2 separate regions of the Homo sapiens genome follow, and region 2 is linked to region 1. A link is an interaction called in ENCODE POLR2A ChIA-PET data of the cell type or tissue named here. Cell type or tissue: OCI-LY7. All regions are shown on one strand. Each heading gives the region's core, and the rest is flanking DNA. Links, peaks and the distances in the headings are about the cores only. Region 1 has its middle 48 kb from the start of CXorf58. Region 2 overlaps ACOT9 (acyl-CoA thioesterase 9).

Region 1 (11,365 bases), core at 5,783-9,782:
GGGAGTTCGAGACCAGCCTGACCAACATGGAGAAACCCCATCTCTACTAAAAATATAAAATTAGCCAGGCGTGGTGGTGCATGCCTGTAATCCCAGCTACTCGGGAGGCTGAGGCAGGAGAATCGCTTGAAACTGGGAGGCAGAGGTTGCGGTGAGCTGAGATCATGCCATTGCACTCCAGCCTGGGCAACAACAGCAAAACTCTGACTCAAAAAAAAAAAAAAAAGAAAGAAAGAAATAATATATCCCAAAAGGATAAACATGATTCTAGCTGGAACCTCTGGGATGAAAGAATAGTGATCATTGCCAGGCATGGTGGCTCATGCCCGTAATCCCAAGACTTTGTGAGGCCAAGGCAGGCAGATCACCTGAGGTAAGGAGTTCAAGACCAGCCTGGCCAACATGGCAAAACCCCGTCTCTACTAAAAATACAAAAATTAGCCAGCTGTGGTGGCGGGTGCTTGTAATCCTAGCTACTCAAGAGGCTGAGGCAGGAGAATCACTTGAACCTGGGAGGCAGAGGTTGCAGTGAGCTGAGATCGCGGCACCGCACTCCAGCCTGGGTGACAGTGAGACTCCATCTCAAAAAAAAAAAAAAACAAGTGATCAATATTCAACATTGTATTGGAAGTCCTAGCCAGTAAAATAGGCAAGAAAATGAAACAAAGGGCATACAAATCAGAAAAGAAGAAACAAAACCATTTCTATTAACAACCAGTCTATGTAGAAAAACCCAAAGAGTCTACAAAAAAAGCTACTCAAACCAGTAAGTGGGCTAATCAAGGTCACAGGATATAAAGCCAATATACAAATCAATTGTATTTTTGTATACTCGCAATAAACAATTCGAAATTGAAATTTTAAAGCAGTGCCATTTACAGTAGCACCAGAAATATGAAATCTTTAGGCATAATTCCTATAAAATATGTGCAAGGTGTGTGCACGGAAAACTACAAAACATCAATGAAAAAATCAAAGAAGACCTAAATAAATGATATATTGTGCTCCTAAAGTGGAAGACTCACTGTTAAGATGTCTGCGGCAGGCAGCCTTTAAAATGGTCCCCAGTGATCCCTGCCTTCTGATATTCATGCCCTTGTGTAATCCTCTCCCCATAAGGGTGGCCTGGACCTAGTCATGCACTTGTAACGAACGGAATAGGCAAAAATGATGAAATGTCACTTCCTCGATTAGGTTGCAAAGAGTCTATGGCTTTTGCCTTGAGCACTCTTTCACACTCTTGTTCTGAGGAAAGCTAGCTGCCATGTAGTGAGGTGCTTTACAGAGAGGCCCACAAGTCAAGGAACTGAGGGAGGCCTTCAGCCAATAGTCAGCAAGGAACTGAATCTTGCCAACAACCACATGAGTGAGTTTGGAAGCAGAACCTCCCCCAGTTGAGCCTTCATCTCAGCCCTGGCTGACAACTTGATTGCTTGCAACCTTGTGAGAAACCTTGAGACAGAGGCACTGAGCTAAGCTGCACCCAGATTCCTGACGCACAGGATCTGTGAGATAATAAATATTTGATGTTGTAGGCTGCTAAATTTTGGGCTAATTGGTAATGCAGTGATAGATAATACAATGTTGATTCATCCCAAATTGATTAATAGATTCAATGCAACCCTAACCAAAATCCCAGAGAGATTTTTTTGTAGAAATTGTCAAGGTGGCTTTAAAATTTACATGATAAAGCAAAGGAACTAGAATAGTCAAAACAATTTTGAAAAAGAAGAGCAAAGTTAGAGAACTCACAGTACGTGATTTCAAGATGTACTATAAAACTAGAGTAATTAAGACAGTGTGGTACTGGCAAAAGGACAGACCCATAGATCTGGAACAGAGTCCAGACATAGACCCACACATACATGGTCAATTGATTTTTTGGCAAGAATGCAAAGGCAATTTTTTTTTTTTTTTGAGACGGAGTTTCTTGCTGCCCAGGCTGGAGTGCAGTGGCGCAATCTTGGCTCACCGCAACCTCTGCCTCCTGGGTTCAAGTGATTCTCCTGCCTCAGCTTCCTGAGTAGCTGGGATTACAGGCATGTGCTACCATGCTCGGCTAATTTTGTATTTTTAGTAGAGATGGGGTTTCTCTATGTTGGTCAGGCTGGTCTCGAACCCCCAACCTCAGGTGATCCGCCTGCCTCTGCCTCCCAAAGTGCTGGGATTACAGGCATGAGCCACCGTGCCAGGCCCAAGAAGGCAATTTTTAAAAAGATAATCTCTTCAACAAATGTTGCTGGAGCCACTGAACATCACAGGCAAGCCAAAGGACCTTCTTGCATACCTCACATTATGTACAAAACAGAACTAAAAATGGATTATGAACCTAAATATAAAATTTAAAACAATAAAACTTTTAGAAGAAGACACAGAGGAAAATCTTTTTGATCTGGTTAGACAAAGACTTCTTATTTCTGACACTGAAAGGACAATTTGTAAAAAACTGATAAGTTGGACTTCACCAAAACTAAGAACTGCTGCTTTTTGAAAAAACATTATTGAGAAAAGGAAGAAAAAAAAACACATTGGGAGAAAAATATTTGCAAAACGTATCTCTGATAAAGGAATTGTAAGCAGAATACATATAGAATTCTCAAAAGTCATTAATAACACAAACAACTCAGCCAAAAAAACGTGCAAAATATTTAAAGACACTTCACCAAATAAAATATACAAATGGGAAATAAGCGTATGAAAAGATGCTTATCATCCTTAGTCATTAAGGAAATGAATATTAAACCACAGTGAGATACTACTTCATACCTACTAGAATGGCTAAAATATAAAAGATTGACAATATCAAGAGAAATGAAAGTCTACATCCACACAAAGACTGCTCATAAATGCTCAAAATAGTTTTATTTGCAATAGTCAAAAACTGGAAATAACCCAAATGTCCATTGACAGGTGAATGGATAAACAAATTGTGGTATATTGAAACAATGGAATGCAACCTAGATGAACTTTTGATACATGCAACGATATAGATGGGTCTCAAAATAATTATATTGAATGAAAGAAGCCAGGCCCCCCTGCCAAAAAAGCATATGCTAGTTGATTCCACTTACATAGAACTCTCAAAAATGCAAACTATACTGACAGAAAGATGAGTGGTCACTTGGAGATGGGGGCTGGGAAAGACAGAAGAGAGGGACTAAAGAGGCATGAGAAAACGTATGGGGATCATCATCTTGACTGTGGTGATGGTTTCATATGTCAAAACTTATCAAATTGTCCTCATGCAATATGCATAATATACTGTATGTCAATTCTACCTTAACAAAGCAGTTAACTTTGAAAAATTATTTTATAATTTTCACATTGCATTGAGAATATTTTTCCCTGGCCCAATTTTCCAAGGGAAGATGATATCCATAGTCGCACTTGACTAGGCACTCACCATTTATCAATTATCAGAAACAGAAAAACAGGGATTAAAGGATTAAATTATTTTTTCCTTTTTGAAAATTATTATTATTTTTACTTGCATAATTCAGCTTCTTCAATCAATACACTTCAACATTTGGCTGAAATGTGGAGTGTTTTAGTAAAGGCAGGAAGGAAATAAATGAAAGATAAGAAAACATTACATTTAAAATAACTACCATACTGCTTTGTTCATTATCATTGTTGATCTCTTATCTCAGTCTGACCAAAATACTATTAAATATTATTAATTTCGCTAGTGTGGAACTTCAAGTCTGGAGCCAAATGGTAGAAAAAATGGAGTTCTGTCAGAAAAGAAATGTGACTGTAGTTTAGCCCCTGATCCAGCTTTTTTTTTTTTTTTAAGACGGAGTCTTGCTCTGTTGCCCAGGCTGGAGTGCAGTGGTGTGATCTTGGCTCACTGCAACCTCCGCCCCTGTGTTCAAGCAATTCTTCTGCCTCACCCTCCCGAGTAGCTGGGACTACAGGCGCGTGCCACCCATGCCCGCCTAATTTTTTGCAGTTTTAGTAGAGACAGGGTTTCACTGTGTTAGCCAGGATGGTCTTGATCTCCTGAACTCGTGATCTGCCCACCTCGGCCTCCCAAAGTGCTGGGATTTCAGGCGTGAGCCACTGCGCCTGGCCTTTTTTTTTTTTTTTTTTTTTTTTTTTTTGAGACCAAGGCTCACTCTGTTGCCCTAGGCTGGAATGCAGTGGCACAATCTCGGCTCACTGCAACCTCTGCCTCCCGGGTTCAAGCGATTCTCCTGTTTCAGCCTCCAGAGTAGCTGGGGTTACAGGCTCCTGCCATCACAGCCGGCTAATTTTTGTATTTTTAGTAGAGACGGGGTTTCATCATATTGGCCAGGCTGGTCTCGAACTCCTGAGCTCAAGTGATCCGCCCACCTCGGCCTCCCAAAGTGCTGGGATTACAGGCGTGAGTCACCACGCCCCGCCCTGATCCAGCTATTTTTCATGTGTAAAGGCAAACATTTTCAGACATTTCAGGAGTCATGTCCCTTTCTAAAAAGATAATTGGAAGCAATAACATAATGCCATAAGAAATAATCAGAATGAAGCTCTAGATATGAGAAACATTGGTAAGCAATGAATCCAACAAAAGCAATAAATATACATACCGTTTAATATGATTGTGATAAAAAGCAATTTTGGAAAAAAAGTAAGATATAAAAATTAAAACTCGCTGGGCACGGTGGCTCAAGCCTGGAATCCTAGGACTTTGGGAGGCCGAGGCGGGCGTATCACGAGGTCAGGAGACCGAGACCATCCTTGCTAACATGGTGAAACCCCGTCTCTACTAAAATATATGAAAAATTAGCTGGGCGTGGTGGCGGGCGCCTGTAGTCCCAGCTACTTGGGAGGCTGAGGCAGAAGAATGGTGTGAACCCGGGAGGCGGAGCTTGCAGTGAGCCGAGATCGCGCCACTGCACTCCAGCCTGGGCGAAAGAGCGAGACTCCGTCTCAAAAAAAAAAAAAAAAAAAAATTAAAACACAGATATTTCAACAACATATTTGATATATGGGTAGGGTTAAAGTGTGTTAAATTTCTTGATGGGCATTGGGGGGGTGGATGTAGATAATTTTTACTTCTCGTGATTAATTTAAATAGTAAATAGTTTCAAATATGGAATTAAAATTAGAAATTAAGGAAAATAACAGCAGAATACAAATAATATACAAGTCTTACAAATCCTAGAGGAAAAATAGAGATCAATGGAAACTGAATAATCCTAGCAAAAGTCAGAAAAGGAAAAAAGTGAAACACCAAGAACACATAGGGGCCAGGTGCAATGGCTCATGCCTGTAATCCCAGCACTTTGGGAGGCCGAGGCAGAAGGATAGCTTGAGCTCAGGAGTTCAAGACCAGCCTGGGCAACATAGCAAGACCTTGGCTTTACAAAATATCAAAAAAATTAGCTGGGCATGGTGGTGTTACTTTGGAGGCTGAGGTGGGAGGATCACTGGAGCCTGGGAGATCAGGGCTTCAGTGAGCTGTGATTGCGCCACTGCACTCCAGCCTGGGCAACAGAACAAGACCCTGTCTCAAAAAACAACCCCCGCCCATCACCCGCAAAAAAAAAAGAACACACAGGAAGCAGCAAGCACAAAATAATATAAATAAGACCAAAAGTAAGTTGTCACAGTAAACATAATAGGTTAAATTTCTTCTTTAAAAGACAAAAGACTTTCATATTGAGGAAATAAAAACACAGCTATATGCTGTTTATCAAAGACACAAATGACAAGCACATGTTAAAAATAAAATTTGGGGCTGGGCACGGTGGCTCACGCCTGTAATCCCAGCACTTTGGAAGGCCGAGGCAGGTGGATCACCTGAGGTCAGGAGTTTGAGACCAGGCTGGCCAACATGGTGAAACTCCGTCTCTACTAAAAATACAAAAATTAGCCGGGCATCGTGGCAGGAGCCTGTAATCCTAGCTACTTGGGAGGCTGAGGCAGGAGAATTGCTTGAACCTGGGAGGCAGAGGTTGCAGTGAGCCGAGATCGCACCATTGCACTCCAGCCTGGGCGACGGAGCAAGACTCCGTCTAAAAATAAAAAAAATTGGGCAAAGCTATACCAAACAAATTCTGATGAAAAAGAAAGAGTTGTGCAAATTTTAATAATAGGCAAAGCAGAATTCATGGCAGCAAACATTTGATAAGACAAAGATGGATATTTTATAATTATATAATACATAGTTGATGAACCTTTATGTACCCCCAATAGTGGCAAAATACAGACAGAAAAGCAGGTAGAAACACAAAGAACAGTAGAAAAGGCAGAAAAGGTTGTGCCCTGTGAGAGTATTTCCACCCCAATAGGAAGAACAAAATATTCTCCTTTAAGCTTCAAGAATACTGTTTTATAATGATGTGTAATTCACATTTTAACTCACACTAACGTGCTTACTGTCCTAGGACATTATATTTTAAAGAACACCATTTCTAATTTTGAGTTAAATATATTTTTCTCTAATTAGAGAGCTTTGCCCACGTTAGTGAGTTGGGGAAAGGCTCACTGGGCAAGAATACAGTTTGTCCTGTAAGTATACCTGCTTCAGTCTTATTAGTGTGCCAAGTGAGGCGAGATCAAAAAGGATAGCAAAGTACGTGGGCCAGGCCTCTTTTCCTCCCCATCCCACTCCCATTCCTTTGCAGGAATGATAATGAGGCACTGTGATGTGGTGAAAAAAACCAGTAGACTAGAAGTAACTATTCTAGCCCCAGGCAGGCCTTAATAGTTTTATCGCCCTTGGGCACCTCTTATCAGTCTATATACTTTTATCACCTGTAAAGTGACAGCAGCCAAGAATCTAAAACCAATACCTATCGTGCCTTTTCCCTCTCCTGTTATGATCACATAAACTCAGAATTTTAAAAAAAATTTACTTTGAGGCCCGGTGCGGTGGCTCATGCCTGTAATCCTAGTACTTTGGGAGGCTGAGGCAGGCGGATTGCCTGAGCTCAGGAGTTTGAGACCAGCCTGGGCAACACCGTGAAACCCCATCTCTACTAAAATACAAAAAATTAGCCGGGCGTGGCGGCACATCCCAGCTACTCAGGAGGCTGAGGCAGAAGTGCTTGAACCTGGGAGGTGGAGGTTGCAGTGAGCCGAGATCGTGCCACTGCGCTCCAGCCTGGGCGAGACTCCGTCTCCGAAAAAAAAAAATTTTACTTTGAAATAACTATAGACTTATACGAAGTTGCAAAAATAGTCCAAAGTGCCCCATGTGCCCTTCCCGCAGTTTCCCCCAGTGGTGAGATCTTATATAGCCATAGTATATCAAAACCAGGAAACTGATATTGGTAAATTACTGTTAATTATACTATAGACATTCAGTCTTCACCATTCTTAACCTTCTCATAATACAAGTTGGGAAATATTCCCTCCTCTTCAATTTTCTGGAATAGTTTCTGTAAAATTGGTGCTAAAACTCATAGAATTTTAAAACTGAAAGACACCCTCGAAATCACCCAGTACTGACTGGAACCTTGATTTGACTATAAAGACAACAGAGACCCCATTTTTTCTCTCCAGGTAGCCAAAATCAATGGTAGATTTCTATACGTTGGAGGATTAAAAAAGGAATAAAATGACTATTCTTAACACAGTGTACAAAGAAGGCAGTCTGTTCAGAAATAGCTGAAAAGCCATTTCCTAACAAAGTTGACATTCTCTGTCTTCACTGCACTATAAAAACAAGAAACGACAAATGAATTCAAATGTTGAGGAAAGAATGAACCAGAAACAGGGTCTTCTGGTTTTCCCCAGAAGCCTATCCTGAGGCAAGCATTCCACTCTAAGTACAATAATTATTTAGAAGGTGCAAAACCAAAACAAACCAAAAAGAAACCGCCACAGTAGAATGGGGAAGTTACCGGGGAAGTAAGAAAGGCAAGGCAGCCAATAAAGGATGTATTACTAAGTCAGTTACCGCTGTGGGTTCCTGGAACTTACTGGTGCTGGGGACATTCTGAGAACCAGTACAAAACACACACATACACCTCGGTTATTCCACCCAGGGCAGAAAGAGCTGAGATATTTATACATCAACTTCTCTCAGGCATTGAGTGAGAGCAACCAGAGGGGCATTCATTCCCTGGCACTTCCGGCCTGCTTGCATAAGCACCAGTGGCAGTGGGCTCCAGCAACAGGAGAATGCCCTAAACAAAGAAGTCCATGAGCTGGTAAGTTAGAAGTCAAGCTGTGTGCTCGGAAGTGGTAAAGGTGAGAGGATAAAGGCAGCCCACTTACACACAGTATGTGTCACAGCAGGGTAGGAGAATTACCTTAACACATGAGAGAAATTATCTTCCGAAGGAGGATTTCTATGATTTTAGCAGGAAAATGTGAATGTTGTGATTTATTTCAAGATTACTTAAATTATAGAATATTTCTGGGGGTGTGTTTCTCAAAAATATTCCTTTGAGGTTGTGCCTTCAGAAATAATCTGTGAAGACAAAAGGAGAGTGGCAAGGTACAGTCTTTGCATAGAGTATTTCTATCCACTTTAAATTCATGCAAACTTAAATATCGTCATTTTATTCTATTTATTTTAGCATGTTAAAAGAATTACATTAATTTATTTGTGCTAAATGAGAAGGTACCCTCAATGAGAAAAAAAGGTAATGGGTTGCATGCTGAGAATAACCTATGGATTAATATTTAAAGTTTCTCAAGAGATGATGTAATAATAAAATCCCTGGGACAGATAGTATAATGGCATTAGTCATAGATTTCCGGAAATGCTAATCCAACGTCTTTTAACACTGGAGGTGTTTTATTCATAGAAATCTGTAATAATTATTGATCCAAAATATGCTTAGGTTGTATTTGATTCTTTCTTAATAGCCTATGATGGAACTGTATAATTTTTGGTATTTATTTTTTTCACTCTGGTCCATAACCACCATATCTTGATATTTTTCCCTTTTAGAAGTTTCTCATAGCTCTGCAAATGTTGGAGAATTTTGAAGAATATAATTTGACAGGTTAATTTGAATGCTAAAGATTGTCATAATTTAATATTACCAGGGAGAAATGAATATTCACTTTTCCAAAAATATAGAAGGAAATGACTTACTCTTGGAGAACTTTAAAAAATAATATGCATGAATATTTTAAACTTAATGTGATTTCTATGAATCATAGCCAATATAATACTGTAAATTTATAGATCAGGGTTGAAAATTTTTGGACTTTGGACGATCTTCACTCTTTCACATCTTCCTGGTCCAGAAATCTGAGCAACTCACCTTACTTACAAACAAAGACTTAATAGAGGTGAAGTAAGTTTTCATGTTTCTAAAACTTCATTAATTGTATAAACAGTATATACATTCACCAGTACATTATGAAAATAAGCTACAAAACAATTGTAACTTAAGCCACACTTAAAATACTTTAGCCAAATACTGTTTATGAAAAGGAAGCCTTGATGTTTGCTTTCAAGCAAATCAACATTTCTTCAAGTTGTCAATATTATTCTACAAATAATTAGCATTGGTTAGGGAGACTGTGTTATTGGTCCACCATAGGAAAAAGTGATAGAGAGTATCAGGTTATAGAATCTTATTATTCTGTGTCCTTTTCATTTTATTTTATTTTTATTTTTTTTGAGAGAGTCTCACTCTTGTCACCCAGGCTGGAGTGCTGTGGCACGATCTTGGCTCACTGCAACTTCTGCTTCCTGGGTTCAACCAATTTTCCTGCCTCAGCCTCCCAAGCAGCTGGGATTACAAGCACCCGCCACCATGCCTGGCTAATTTTTTTTTTTTTTTTTTTTTTTGTATTTTTAGTAGAGACAAGGTTTCACCATGTTCGCGAGGCTGGTCTCGATCCGCTGACCTCAGGTGATCCGTCCGCCTCGGCCTCCCAAAGTGTTGGGATTACAGGCTTGAGACACTGCACCCAGCCTTCGGTGTCCTTTTTAAACTTAAGGTTCTGATAATTTAGAAATATGTAGTAAAATTTATTCCTCTTCTTTTTAAAAATCCTTGATTGCTGAATTCCTGCAAATTGTTCCTACAAAATTTGTAATCATTGTCAGTGGTGCTTGGTCAATGCACCATTGTTAAAACCAGCCTTGAAAAATAGACAACCTTTTGTATACAAGTGGTTATGCAGTTAATAATTTCTTCAGAAAGGCACTGCTACACTATTTCTGTGCTATTATGAGGAGTCTCTTTGTCAGTTAATATGTATTTCACCCACACATTTTTTGAGCTATCTCCTGAGTTGATGACCAAGCTAATGGCATAGAGTAAACCGTAACAATTTGTCCCCCGAGAAGATCCTGTCAAGTTGCCTAAAATGATAAATGTCCTTAATAATTACTTCATATTTTTATCCTATTCAGGCATGTAGTAGATATTCAACATATATTTACTGAATTGGTATTTTTGTTGTTGTCACTGTTTTTAATAATAAAGAATTAGTCTCTTAAGGCCAGACACAGTGGCTCACACCTATAATCCCAATACCTTGGGAGGCTGAGGTGGCCCGATCGCTTGAGCTCAGGAGTTCAAGACCAGCCTGGGCAACATGGTGAAACCCTGCCTCTACGAAAAATACAAACATCAGCCGGGCATGGTGGCACAGCCTGTAGTTCCAGCTACTCGGGAGGCTGAGGTGGGAGGATTGCTTGAGCCTGAGAGGTGGAGGTTGCAGTGAGCCGAGATCATGCCACTGCACTCCAGCCTGGGCGACAGAGTGAGAACTTGTCTCAAAAAAAAAAAAAAAAAAGGAAGAAGAAGAAAAGAATGATTCTCTAGATCCAATTTACAGGAAATACAGAGGACAGAGTTACGTGTTAGCTACACCAAGGAATTCAATCAGCAAAGTCTAGATCATGGGAAATGTTACAGAATGAATGATCCAGTTTAATTAACAAATTGTAATGGGGGAGAAAAAAAGAGGTGGATAGGGAACCTACAGATTAAAAAGAAATAAAAACCATATAAAAAAAGAGGCAAAATTAAACTACATTGTGTATGGGTGCATGCTTAGGTGAGGAAACTATAAAAGAATGAGGTGATTACCATAAAAGCCAGGAGAATAGTTACTCTTAAGAGACGAGGTGCAGGGCCAGGTAGAGGGTTTCTGGGGTGGTCAGGTATGACTCTTTCTTCTGACGTGGATGGTAGTTACTAAGGTGTCTTGCCTTACAATAATGCATTCAACTGTAAAATCATTTTATATGATTTTCTATAGATGTGTTATACTTTTAAAAGTTTAATACACAACAAGAAATATATACATATATATGTTTTCAAATTACCAACATGACGTCACAACAGTTGGCAAGAGATGTCTAGTAGCACATCACTCTACAGCATTTCCACCATACAGATACAATAGATATAAATAGAATCGGCCGGGCACAGTGGCTCACACCTGTAATTCCAGCACT
Region 2 (11,365 bases), core at 88-4,087, 230 kb after region 1:
TGGAGAATGATATTTTGAAGTGGAGGATGATATTTTGAAATGGAGATATGTGCGTTGGGAGTGGTCATTATTCCTGGGTATCACTGCTCCCATACCCTCTTAGTGGAGGAGCTGGGAAATATATGTGCATATACGTACATATATGTTATTTCTAAATCTTTGTACAGATGTATGTATGAAAACCATGGGATCGCACTGATAGCTCCAATTCCAGTTCAGCCACCACGGGGTTCATTCTCATTTCCTTCCTTTCCATATTTGTAATTCCCTTCTCCAACTGGCTCCATTCTCCTTAATATATTGACTTATTTAATCAGTTCCGCTGTATGTGACCAATTTCCTATGGCTGCCACCCCTCATGCATCATGGATGCTCCCCTCACCTTACCTGGGCTCTGGTACCCCACACCAGGTCCCCCTCTGCAGGCTCACCCTCTTCATTGTGCTCAAGCTGTGACATGCTCTGCCATCACTCTTGCAGCCTCTCTGCAAGGATGTCCTCCTCACCGTGCTTGGATGCCAGCACCCTACTCTAGGTTACCTTACTTGCTCCCACCTAATGATATTTGGGCTGAATGGTTGGGAAAGGGTCTGAAAAAGGGTTCTAATATATTGTTTAAAAAACTATTTTTTTATAGAGATGGGGTCTCCCTGTGTTGCCCAGGTTTTTCGTGAACTCCTGGGCTCAAAGGATCTTCCTGCCTCAGCCTCCTAAAGTTCTGATTACAGGTGTGAGCCGCCGTGCCTGGCCTTTTTTTTTTTTTTTGAGACAGAGTCTCACTCTTGTTGCCCGGCCTGGAGTAGAGTGGTCCGATCTTGGCTCATTGCATCTTCTGCCTCTGGGTTCAGGCGATTCTCCTGCCTCAGCCTCCTGAACAGCTGGGATTACAGGCACCCGCCATCACATCTGGCTAATTTTTGTATTTTTAGTAGAGACGGGGTTTCACCATGTTGGCCAGTCTGGTCTCAAACTCCTGACCTCAGGTGATCTGCCTGCCTCGGCCTCCCAAAGTGCTGGGATTACAGGTGTGAGCCACCATGCCAGGCCCTAACTTTTAAAATATAGATACAAGCTTGTTGTTAAGCTTACGCCTAGCAACTACTTTTCTCTAGATTAAATAAACCCAGTTAAAAATTCTTGGCTGGGCACAGTGGCTCACACCTGTAATCCTTGCACTTTGGGAGATCGAGGCAGGAGGATCGCTTGAGGCCAAGACTTTGAGACCAGCCTGGGAAACATAGTGAGTCCCCATCTCTACAAAACCCAAAAAATTAGCTGGGCATGGTGGCATGCACTAGTAGTTCCAGCTACTCAGAAGACTGAGGTGGGAGGATTGCTTCAGCCCAGGAAGTCGAGGCTGCAGTGAGCTGTGGTGACACCACTGCACTACAGCCTGATTGACTTTGGTTTGCTTAGGTGTCCTTATATATACAAACTCCCCTGCCACTACCCTCTTTCTTGCTCATTAACTTCTGTTGATGGCCAGTCCCTTTAACCTGTTCACTTGATTCTATTCCTTCTATTTCTTCAAGGAACTGCCTTATCACTTGGCTTTCTCCCTCATTTCCTGAGCCTTTTCTCAACTTCACTTTTCCCTCAAGTTATAAACATATTCAAGGTTCTTCCATCTTAAAATGAAAAATAGGCCGGGCAGGGTGGCTTACGCCTGTAATCCCAGTAGTTTGGGAGGCCGAGGCGGGTGGATCACTTGAGGCCAGGAGTTCGAGACCAGCCTGGGCAATATGGTGAAACCCCGTCTCTACTAAAACTACAAAAAGTAGCCGGGCGTGGTGGTGCGTGCCTGTAATCCCAGCTACTCGGGAGGCTGAGGCACGAGAATCGCTTGAGCCTGGGAGGCAGAGGTTGCAGTGAGCTGAGATAGACTCCAGCCTGGACAACAGAGCGAGACTCTGTCTCAAAAACACAAAAATTAGCCGGGTGTAGTGGCATGTGCCTGTAGTCCCAACTACTCAGGAGGTTGAGGCAGGAGAATGGCTTGAACCCGGGAGGTGGAGGCTGCAGTGAGCTGAGATCGCACCACTGCATTCCAGCCTGGGTGACAGAGTGAGGCTCTGAGTCAAAAAAAAAAAAAAAGATAAGTAAAAAATCCTCTTTCCTTATAACACCTCACACTTTCTTCCTTACTTCATAGCTCACTTTCTGAAAAGAACCTAGAAAATCACCTGCTCTCATTGCCTCTTTATGCTAACTTCCTGTTAATTAAACATTTCCCGGTCGGCTGTGTTCCGGCTTCTGCTCCTCCACGCCATTGAATCTGCTCTTGCCAAGCTCGCCATTGGCCCCTTTACTGCACAGTTGAATGGATACTTTTCAGGGCTGACCTGACCCCTTTGTGGCTTCTTATATCGTCCAGCCCATCCTTGGGCTTTGGTGACATTTCCTTCTGCTTCTCTGGCTGCTCTTTTGTAGTCCCCTTTGTAGGTTCCTCTTTTTCTGTTGATCCCTTAAATGTAGGTTATCCCCAGGGTTTTGTCTTCTGCCCTTTCAAAAACTGATTATTTTTTGAATTTATTTTATTTTATTTTGTTTATTTATTTTTTTTGAGCTGTAGTTTCGCTCTTGTTGCCCAGGCTGGAGTGCAATGGCGCTATCTCAGCTCACTGCATCCTCCATCTCCCGGGTTCAAGGGATTCTCCTGCCTCAGCCTCCCATGTAGCTGGGATAACAGGCACACACCACCACGCCCGGCTAATTTTTTGTATCTTTAGTAGAGACGGGGTTTCACCATGTTGGCCGGGCTGGTCTCGAACTTCTGACCTCAGGTGATCCACTCGCCTCGGCCTCCCAAAGTGCTGGGATTACAGACGTGAGCCACTGCGCCCGGCCTTTTGAATTTTATAATTTGTTCATATTAATTAAATTTTAAGGCATTTTAAAATTTAACAATAAAATTGTTAAATCTTTTAAAATTATTTATTTAGTTTTTGAGACAGGGTCTCACTCTGTCACCCAGGCTGGAGTGCAGTGGCGTGATCACAGCTCACTGTAGCCTTGACCTCCTGGCTCAAGCAGTCCTCCTGCCTTAGCCTCCTGAGTAGCTGGGACTACGGGTGCACACCACCATGCCCAGCTAATTTTTTTGATTTTTAGTAGAGACAAGGTCTGCCATGTTGCCCAGGCTGGTCCCAAACTGCTGGACTCAAGGGATCCCCCCACCTCGGCCTCCCAAAGTGTTGGGATTACAGGTGTGAGCCACTGCGCCCAGCCCTATTTTTTCAGTTGAGGTTAAAATATAAAATTTACCATCTTTATCTTTTTTTTTTTTTTTTTTTGAGACAGAGTCTCACTCTGTCACCTAGACTGGAGTGCAGTGGCACCATCTCGGCTCACTGTAACCTCTGCCTCTCGAGTTCGAGCAGTTCTCCTGCCTCAGCTTTCGACGTAGCTGGGATTACAGGCATCTACCACAACGCCCAGCTAATTTTTGTATCTTTAGTAGAGATGGGGTTTTGCCATGTTGGTCAGGCTGGTCTCAAACTCGTGACTTCAGGTGATCCCCCCACCTCGGCCTCCCAAAGTGCTGGGATTACAGGTGTGAGCCACCGCGCCTGGCTCATCTTTATCATTTTTAAGTGTACTGATCAGTGGTAAAAACTACATTTATATTACATTTTCCTCCGTCTCTTCTCTACCCTTCCCTTCTGCCCTTTTTTGGGTTGACGTTGCAGATTCTCTATAAACTCATCTACTCCCAGTGTTTCAGTTGCTATCAGTATGCTGAATACTTACAAAGCTACATTTTCTGGCCTGCTTTTCTGAGTTTCAATCAATTTTTCCTCTTAGCTACTAGATTTATTTTTCTTTTTTAGAGACAGTCTCACTCTGTTGCCCGGGCTGTAGTGCAGTGGTAAAATCATAGCCTACTGCAACCTTAAACTTGCGGGCTCAAGTGTTCCTTCTGCCTCAGCCTCCTGAGTAGCTGGGACTATAGGCACACTGCACCATGCCTGGCTAATTTGTTTTGTTTTTTTGGAATAGGGTCTTGCTCTGTCACCCAGGGTGGAGTCCAGTGGTGCGATCACCACTCACTGTATCCTCGACATCTCGGGCTCAAGCATCCTCCCATCTTAGCCTCTCAAGTAGCTGGGACCACAGGCACACGCCACCATGCCTGGCTAATTTTTGTATTTTACTGTAGAGACGGGATCTCACCATGTTGCCTGGGCTGGTCTGGAACTCCTGGGCTCAAGTGATCCATCTGCCTCTGTCTTCCAAAGTGCTGGGATTACAGGCTTGATCCACCATGCCTGGCCTAATTTTTAAAGTTTTTTGTAGAGACAGGGGTCTCACTCTGTTGCCCAGGCTAGTCTCAAGCTCTGGGCTCACGTGATCCTCCTGCTATGGCCTTGCAAAGCCCTAGGATTACAGGTGTGAACAACTGTGCCCTCCCCAATACCTTCATTTGGATGTGCCATAGGCTCTTCAAATTCAACGCATTGAAAATGGCCCATTCTTTTCTTCCTATATTCTCTTTTTATTTTGAGACAGAGTCTTACTCTGTTGTTCAGGCTGGAGTGTAGCGGCATGATCATGGCTAACTACAGTCTTGACCTCCTGGGTTCAAGCAATCCTCCTACCTATCTCCCGAGTAGCTGGGACTACAGGCATGTGCCACCACACCTGGCTAACTTTTGTGTTTTTGGTAGAGATGGAGTCTCTGCTGTGTTGCCTGGGCTGGTCTTGAACTCCTAGGCTCAAGTGATCTTCCTGCCTTCGCCTCTAAAAGTGTTGGGATTACAGGCATGAGCCACTGTGCCCAGTCTCTCTTCTCTTTTTCAGTGACTAGTACACCACGCTTACCTATGCAAGCTAGAAAACTGAATTTATTCAAGTCTTCTCAGGTTTACCTTCTTCTTAACTCATAGTCTTTTCATTTCTACTCCTGTTGCCATAGGTTGGAGCCATCTGATTTCTTTGCTGGACAAAGACTTTTAAATGGAGTTTATTGCCTTTAGCCTATCATTCCCCCAGTGTGTCCTTTAGCAGGTGCATAGATGGAAGGATTTACACTTACTCAACAAGTATTTATTGAGCCACATATCTTGTCTGAGAGTTTGTGATACAAATTTGAATGGATCATGGGGGAAGCAGGGAGCCAATCAACATATAATCATACAACTTTTTTTTTTTTTTTTTTTTTTTTGAGACAGTCTTGCTCTGTTGCCAGGCTGGAGTGCAGTGGTACGATCTCGGCTCACTGCAACCTCTGCCTCCTGGGTTCAATTGATTCTCCTGCCTCAGCCTCCTGAGTAACTGGGACGCCACCACGCCCGGCTAATTTTTGTATTTTTAGTAGACATGGGGTTTCACCATGTCAGCCAGGATGGTCTCGATCTCTCGACCTCGTGATCCGCCTGCCTTGGCCTCCCAAAGTGCTGGGATTACAGGCTGAGCCGCCGCGCCCGGCCCAACGTATAATTATACGACTTTAAATGAGTTGATATCTGTAAGGTGCATGAACCATGCATGGCACATATAAATGCTTGTTAAAATATGGAAAGTATACAGATAACCACAGGGTGGTATAGGAGTCAAGGGTGTTATGGGGAAGGAGGGATAACTGAGTGAAATAATTGTTTCATGATTAATTAGGACAAAGCCAGGAGGAAAACAGGTAGCCAAGTCCTTGTGCTTTGTTTCTCTTTCCTGAAGATGTTTGATACTGTCAGACTCATGTGCTGAGTTCTTACTCTGATTTGGGCACTGAGTCTCTGTGGAGTGGTAACAAGCTGTCTGGTGGGTCTGGGCTTGCTTCGGGCTTTGATTTCTTCACCAAATCTTAAAATTGAGGGGGCAGTCAGATTGGAGGATCTCCCAAATCCTTCAATTTATAAAAGTGTTTGATCCTAGGATAAGATGATCAATGGAATATTAGGGGCTGGATCTTCCAAGCGAGACAAGGCTTTTCATGGATCTCAGGGAGGAAATTTTAAATGTTGGGAAATAATTCTGCCTTTTTAAAATTTGGTACACTCCTGTTTCCCTGCAGTTCTTATTTGTTACATGCACAACAAAATCCACTCCGCCAAGATGTCTCCTTTATCGATAGTTACAGCCCTGGTGGATAAGATTGGTAAGTGATATCATTTTCTATGCATACTTAGAATTCTTAGTAATTTCAAGATATTATTGAGATTACAGGACGTACTCTCCTTTTATGGGAATTTTTTTTTTTTTTGAGACGGAGTTTTGCTCTTGTCACCCAGGCCGGAGTGTAATGGCACGATCTTGGCTCACTGCAACCTTCGCCTCCCAGGTTCAAGCAATTCTCCTGCCTCAGCCTCCCGAGTAGCTGAGATTACAGGCATGTGCCACCACGCCCGGCTAATTTTTGTATTTTTAGTAGAGATGGGATTACACCATGTCGGCCAGGCTGGTCTCAAACTCCTGACCTCAGGTGATCCACCTGCCTCGGCCTCCCAAAGTGCTGGGATTACAGGCATGAGCCACCGTGCCTAGCCCTTTATGGGGAATTTTAATGTATATATGCATATGAAAATGTCTAGAATGCTGTATACCAAGATATTTATTATAATTAGGTGGGTTTTGCATGATTCCAGTTTTATTTTTTATATTCTTTGCTTTTTCTACATTTTTCAAAAACACATGTAGATTTCTTCTGCGTGTCAAAAAAGTTATTTTAGTTTTGAAGACAAAAAAGAAATGTAGTGGAATTTGCCATAATTTCTAATTGTTCATATTTACAGAACAGAAAATTTTTGGTATGACTTGGACCCTGATTGACTTCTGTTTTGCAGATATGTGTAAGAAGAGCTTGAGCCCAGAACAGGACATTAAGTTCAGTGGCCATGTTAGCTGGGTCGGGAAGACATCCATGGAAGTGAAGATGCAAATGTTCCAGGTAAATATGCGCCTGAAGATTGTCCACTGTTTAAGTAAAACCAGCTAGTCTCCATGCAAGAAAAGCTTATTTACCTATGTATCTGTAGACAGGTATGTTGCTCACTGCTTCTAGAAAAACAGTTGAAAGCTCATGTCATATGGATGGTGGGTTATTAATATCCTCCTTGTGGACAAAGCCTGACGTACTATTTGGTGTTTATATTTAATATTTATTTCTAATCATATACAAGTCCATGTTAAGGTGTTTGTTTCTGGTTCTGCCTAGGAGAATTTCACAGAAGTCTGTGTTATGGTAGGAGTGAATGGAATTGATTACTGTATTCATTTCCCAGGACTGCTGTACAGTTGGCCCTCTGTGTCTGTAGATTTCACATCCACAGATTCAACCAACCATGGATTGAAAATGTTTGGAAAAAAACAGTGAAAAATAATATAAATAAAACACAATACAGTATAACAACCATTTTTTTAAAAAAATAGAGATGGGGCTGGGTGCAGTGGCTCACGCCTGTAATCCCACCACGTTGGGAGGCTGAGGTGGGCAGATCACTTGAGGCCAGGAGTTTGAGACCAGCCTGGCCAATATGGTGAAACCCTGTCTCTATTTAAAAAATACAAAAATTAGCCAGGCTTGGTGGTGCACGCCTGTAATCTCAGCTACTTAGGAGGCTGAGGGTTGGGAACCGCTTGAACCCAGGAGGTGGAGGTTGCAGTGAGCTGAGATTGCGCCACTGCACTCCAGCCTGGGCAACAGAGTGAGACTCGTCTCAAAAAATAAATAAATAAATAAATAAAAATAGAGAAATGGATATGGAGTTTCACCATGTTGCCCAGGCTGGTCTTGAACTTCTGGCCTCATGTGGTCCTCCCACCTTAGCCTCCCCAAATGCTGGGATTACAGGCATGGCTGGCCTTAAAACAACTATTTATATGGCATTTATATTGTATTAGGTATTATAAGTAATCCAGAGATAATTTAAAGTACACAGGAGGAGGTGCATAGGTTTTATGTAAATATGACCCCATTTTATATAGGGGAGTTGAGCATCTGTGGATTTTGGTATTGGCGGGTGGTGGTAGGGAGTTCTGGAACCAATCCTGCGTGGATTCCAAGGGGCAGCGGTACCACAAAGTACCATAAACTGGTGGCATAAAAACAGAAAATGTATTGACTCACAGTTTGGAGGCTACGAATCCAAAATCAAGGTGTCAGCAGAGGCATGTTCCCTCTAAAACCTGTAAGAGAGAAGCCTTCCTTGTCTGTTTCTTGCTTCTGGTGGTTTGCTGGCAATCCCTAGCGTTCCTTGGCTTCCAGCTGTAGCACTTCATTCAGTCTCTGCCTCCGTCATCACATGGTGTTCTCTCATGTGTCTCTGTCTCTCTGGTGTCTCTTGTCAGGATGCTGCTAATCATACTGGATTAAGGGCCCACGCTACTCCGGCATGACCTCATCTTAACTAATTATGTCTGCAACGACTCTATTTCCAAATACAGTCACGTTCACAGTTATGGGGGTTAGGATTTCCACATGTCTTTTTGGGGGACACAGTTGGGCCCTTAACAGTCATTTGAGCTATTACAGTAGTTAGGAACAGCTAATCTGATGAGTAAAACTCAGAATAGCTATTACAAACAATTGAAGAAATTTGACAAGAAAAAGTACCTCAAAGAGGATAACAACACAGAAATAAAATGATTCAGTGTATGTCCAAGATTTCATTGTGGAAAACTTATTTAAGAATGACTGGCTGGGCGCGGTGGCTCACGCCTGTAATCCCAGCACTTTGGGAGGCCAAGGCGGGCAGATCACCAGGTCAGGAGATCGAGACCATCCTGGCTAACACGGTGAAACCCTGTCTCTACTAAAAATAAAAAAATTAGCCGGGCGTGGTGGCGGGTGCCTGTAATCCCAGCTATGGGAGGCTGAGGCAGGAGAATGGCGTGAACCCAGGAGGCGGAGCTTGCAGTGAGCCGAGATCACACCACTGCTCTCCAGCCTGGGCGACAGAGCGAGACTCCGTCTCAAAAAAAAAAAAATGACTTATTCATTTATGCCAGGGTATTGAGTAGACCAGGGGTCCCCAACCCCCGGGCCATGGGCTACATAGCAGGAGGTGAGCTGTGGGCAAGAGAGAATTACCACCTGAGCTCCGCCTCCTGTCAGATCAGCAGCGGCATTAGATTCTCATAGGAGCACGAACCCTATCGTGAGCTGCGCATGTGAGGGATCTAGGTTGCACACTCCTTAGGAGAATCTAGTGCCCGATGATCTGAGGCGGAGCAGTTTCATCCCAAAACCATCCCCCCCAGCCCACCCCATTCCGTGGAAAAATTGTATACCACAAAACTGGTCCCTGGTGCAAAAAAGGTTGGGGGCCACTGCAGTAGACCTATTATTCAGATGCATTTTTTCCTGCTATGGAATGATGAAGCATTTCACCTTTTGGTGAAATAAACTTTCACACTTTCAGAAAAAGCCTGAAGCTAGCTCTGTAGTAGTTATTTGTCAAAATAAGTATTTTTTTTATTCAGTACTATATGCAAGTGATTGAATCTTTCAATTCCCATGTTTGATGTAACTGACAGTAATACTGTTTTATTTTGTTTGTTTGAGACAGTGTCACTCTGTCTCCCAGGCTGGAGTGTAGTGGCGCGATCTCAGCTTTCTGCTACCTCTGCCCCTCGGGTTCCAGTGATTCTCATGCCTCAGCCTCCCAAGTAGCTGGGACTACAGATGTGTGTCACCATGCCTGGCTAATTTTTGTATTTTTAGTAGAGACGGGGTTTTACCATGTTGCCCAGGCTGGTCTTGAACTCTTGGACTCAAGCCATCCACCCGCCCTCGCCTCCCAAAGTGCTGGGATTTCAGGCGTGAGCCACCGTGCCCAGCCAGTAATACTGTTTTAAAAACAAAACATTGCTGGGTTGCTGCTATGATCTGCCTACAGTCTTTTTTTTTTTTTTTTTTTTTTTGAGACGGAGTCTTGCTCTGTCACCCAGGCTGGAGTGCAGTGGTGCGATCTCGGCTCACTGCAAGCTCCGTCTCCTGGGTTCATGCCATTCTCCTGCCTCAGCCTCCCAAGTAGCTGGGACTACAGGTGCCTACCACCATGCCCGGCTAATTTTTTTGTATTTTTAGTGCAGACGGGGTTTCACCGTGTTAGCCAGGATGATCTCGATCTCCTGACCTCATGATCCGCCTGCCTCGGCCTCCCAAAGTGCTGGGATTACAGGCGTGAGCCACCGTGCCCGGCCTGTTCTGCCTACAGTCTTTTAAAAAATATTCTTGGTTAATTCCTAGTCTGCTCAGTGCCATGCACAGCAGATTCCTGGCACAGGACCTGCCTTTTAGGGCATCTTGACAATTTGCCTCTTGGACAAATAGGTTGAAAAAGAGATACAGGAATTATTGAGAGAGAACCAGTGGAACTCAGTGTCAGACAAGTAAACACTTTTGTTTTAAATTTGCATTCTTCACTGGCTATTTGACTAATAACTCATGACTCGAGTGATCCTTTTTATTCCAGAGAAGTGGTGTGGGGATAAGCACTCTGCCTCTGGTTTGCATAGATTTAGGTTCTAATCCCAGCACTGCTGCTTCCTAGTCATGTGGCTGTGGATAAACCACTTGTCTGAGCCTCTGTGTTCTCAAATGTAACATGAAAATAGTAACAGAGTACCATGTTATATGGTTGTGGTAAGGGAAATTTGAAAAAAACCCATTCATGTGAAGTACTTTGGTACAGTGCCTATCACACAGTAACCACTGTTGGAAATTTTTTTTTTTTTTTGAGACAGGGTCTTGTTCTGTCACCCAGGCTGGAGTGCAGTGGCATGATCTCGGCTCACTGCAGCCTCTGCCTCCTGGGTTCAAGCAATTCTCCTGTCTCAGCCTCCCTAGTAGCTGAGATTACAAGTGCACACCACCATGCGTGGCTAGTTTTTGTATTTTTTATACAGACCGGGTTTCACCATCTTGGCCAGGCTGGTCTCGAACTCCTGACCTCAAGTGATCCGCCTGCCTCGGCCTCCCAAAGTGCTGGAATTATAGGCGTGGGCCGCCGCCCCCAGCCTGGCAATAATATTAATTTATTATAAATACTGTTGAGGTGGCCTCAAATTTCTATTTTGGGCTTGACCTTCATACCCACTTTCCTGAGTGCTCCTTATATTTCTCCACCTAGACGTGCTGTTGCTACCTCAAGTTCCAATAAACAGTATGTTCCAAACTGATTGGCCCCAATTCTCATCCTCCTCCAGTCTTCCCTTTGCCAGCCTCCTGCTTCCTTTCCCATGCAGCCTTTTGCCAGGTCTTGCAAATTCATCACCCACAGCAACTCACCAGAATTCTTTCTCCCCATATCCTTTTGGCCCTGTGTTTTATTCAAGTCCTCACTGCCTCTTGTGTGAGTGCCTTAACCGTCTTTTAATTAACCTGACTTTCTCTAGCCGGACCTCTCTCTTTTAATTTTATGCATTT

The links. Peaks named below come from ENCODE experiments on the same cell type or tissue, not always from the same donor. Only the 100,000 strongest peaks of a DNase experiment are listed, where the experiment ranks them.
Region 2: POLR2A ChIA-PET joins it to region 1 with 5 read pairs; 4 of 35 experiments call an interaction of 5 or more read pairs at or near these places.

Annotation. Positions count from the first base shown.
Region 1 is chrX:23,949,879-23,961,243 of GRCh38, reverse strand. No RefSeq gene overlaps it. Among named protein-coding and RNA genes, the nearest start is that of CXorf58, 48 kb to the right of the region's middle. RefSeq lists enhancers at 7,575-8,112, 8,113-8,651. In OCI-LY7, for the core only: CTCF peaks have their summits at 7,022 and 7,221; DNase peaks (open chromatin) are centred at 7,203 and 7,883; H3K4me3 peaks cover 964 bases; H3K27ac peaks cover 1,133 bases.
Region 2 is chrX:23,717,399-23,728,763 of GRCh38, reverse strand. ACOT9 (acyl-CoA thioesterase 9) reads left to right here. Exons shown (of 16, transcript NM_001037171.2): 7 at 6,011-6,094; 8 at 6,780-6,883. Among named protein-coding and RNA genes, the nearest start is that of ACOT9, 20 kb to the left of the region's middle. In OCI-LY7, for the core only: no CTCF peak of the experiment used is centred there; no DNase peak of the experiment used is centred there.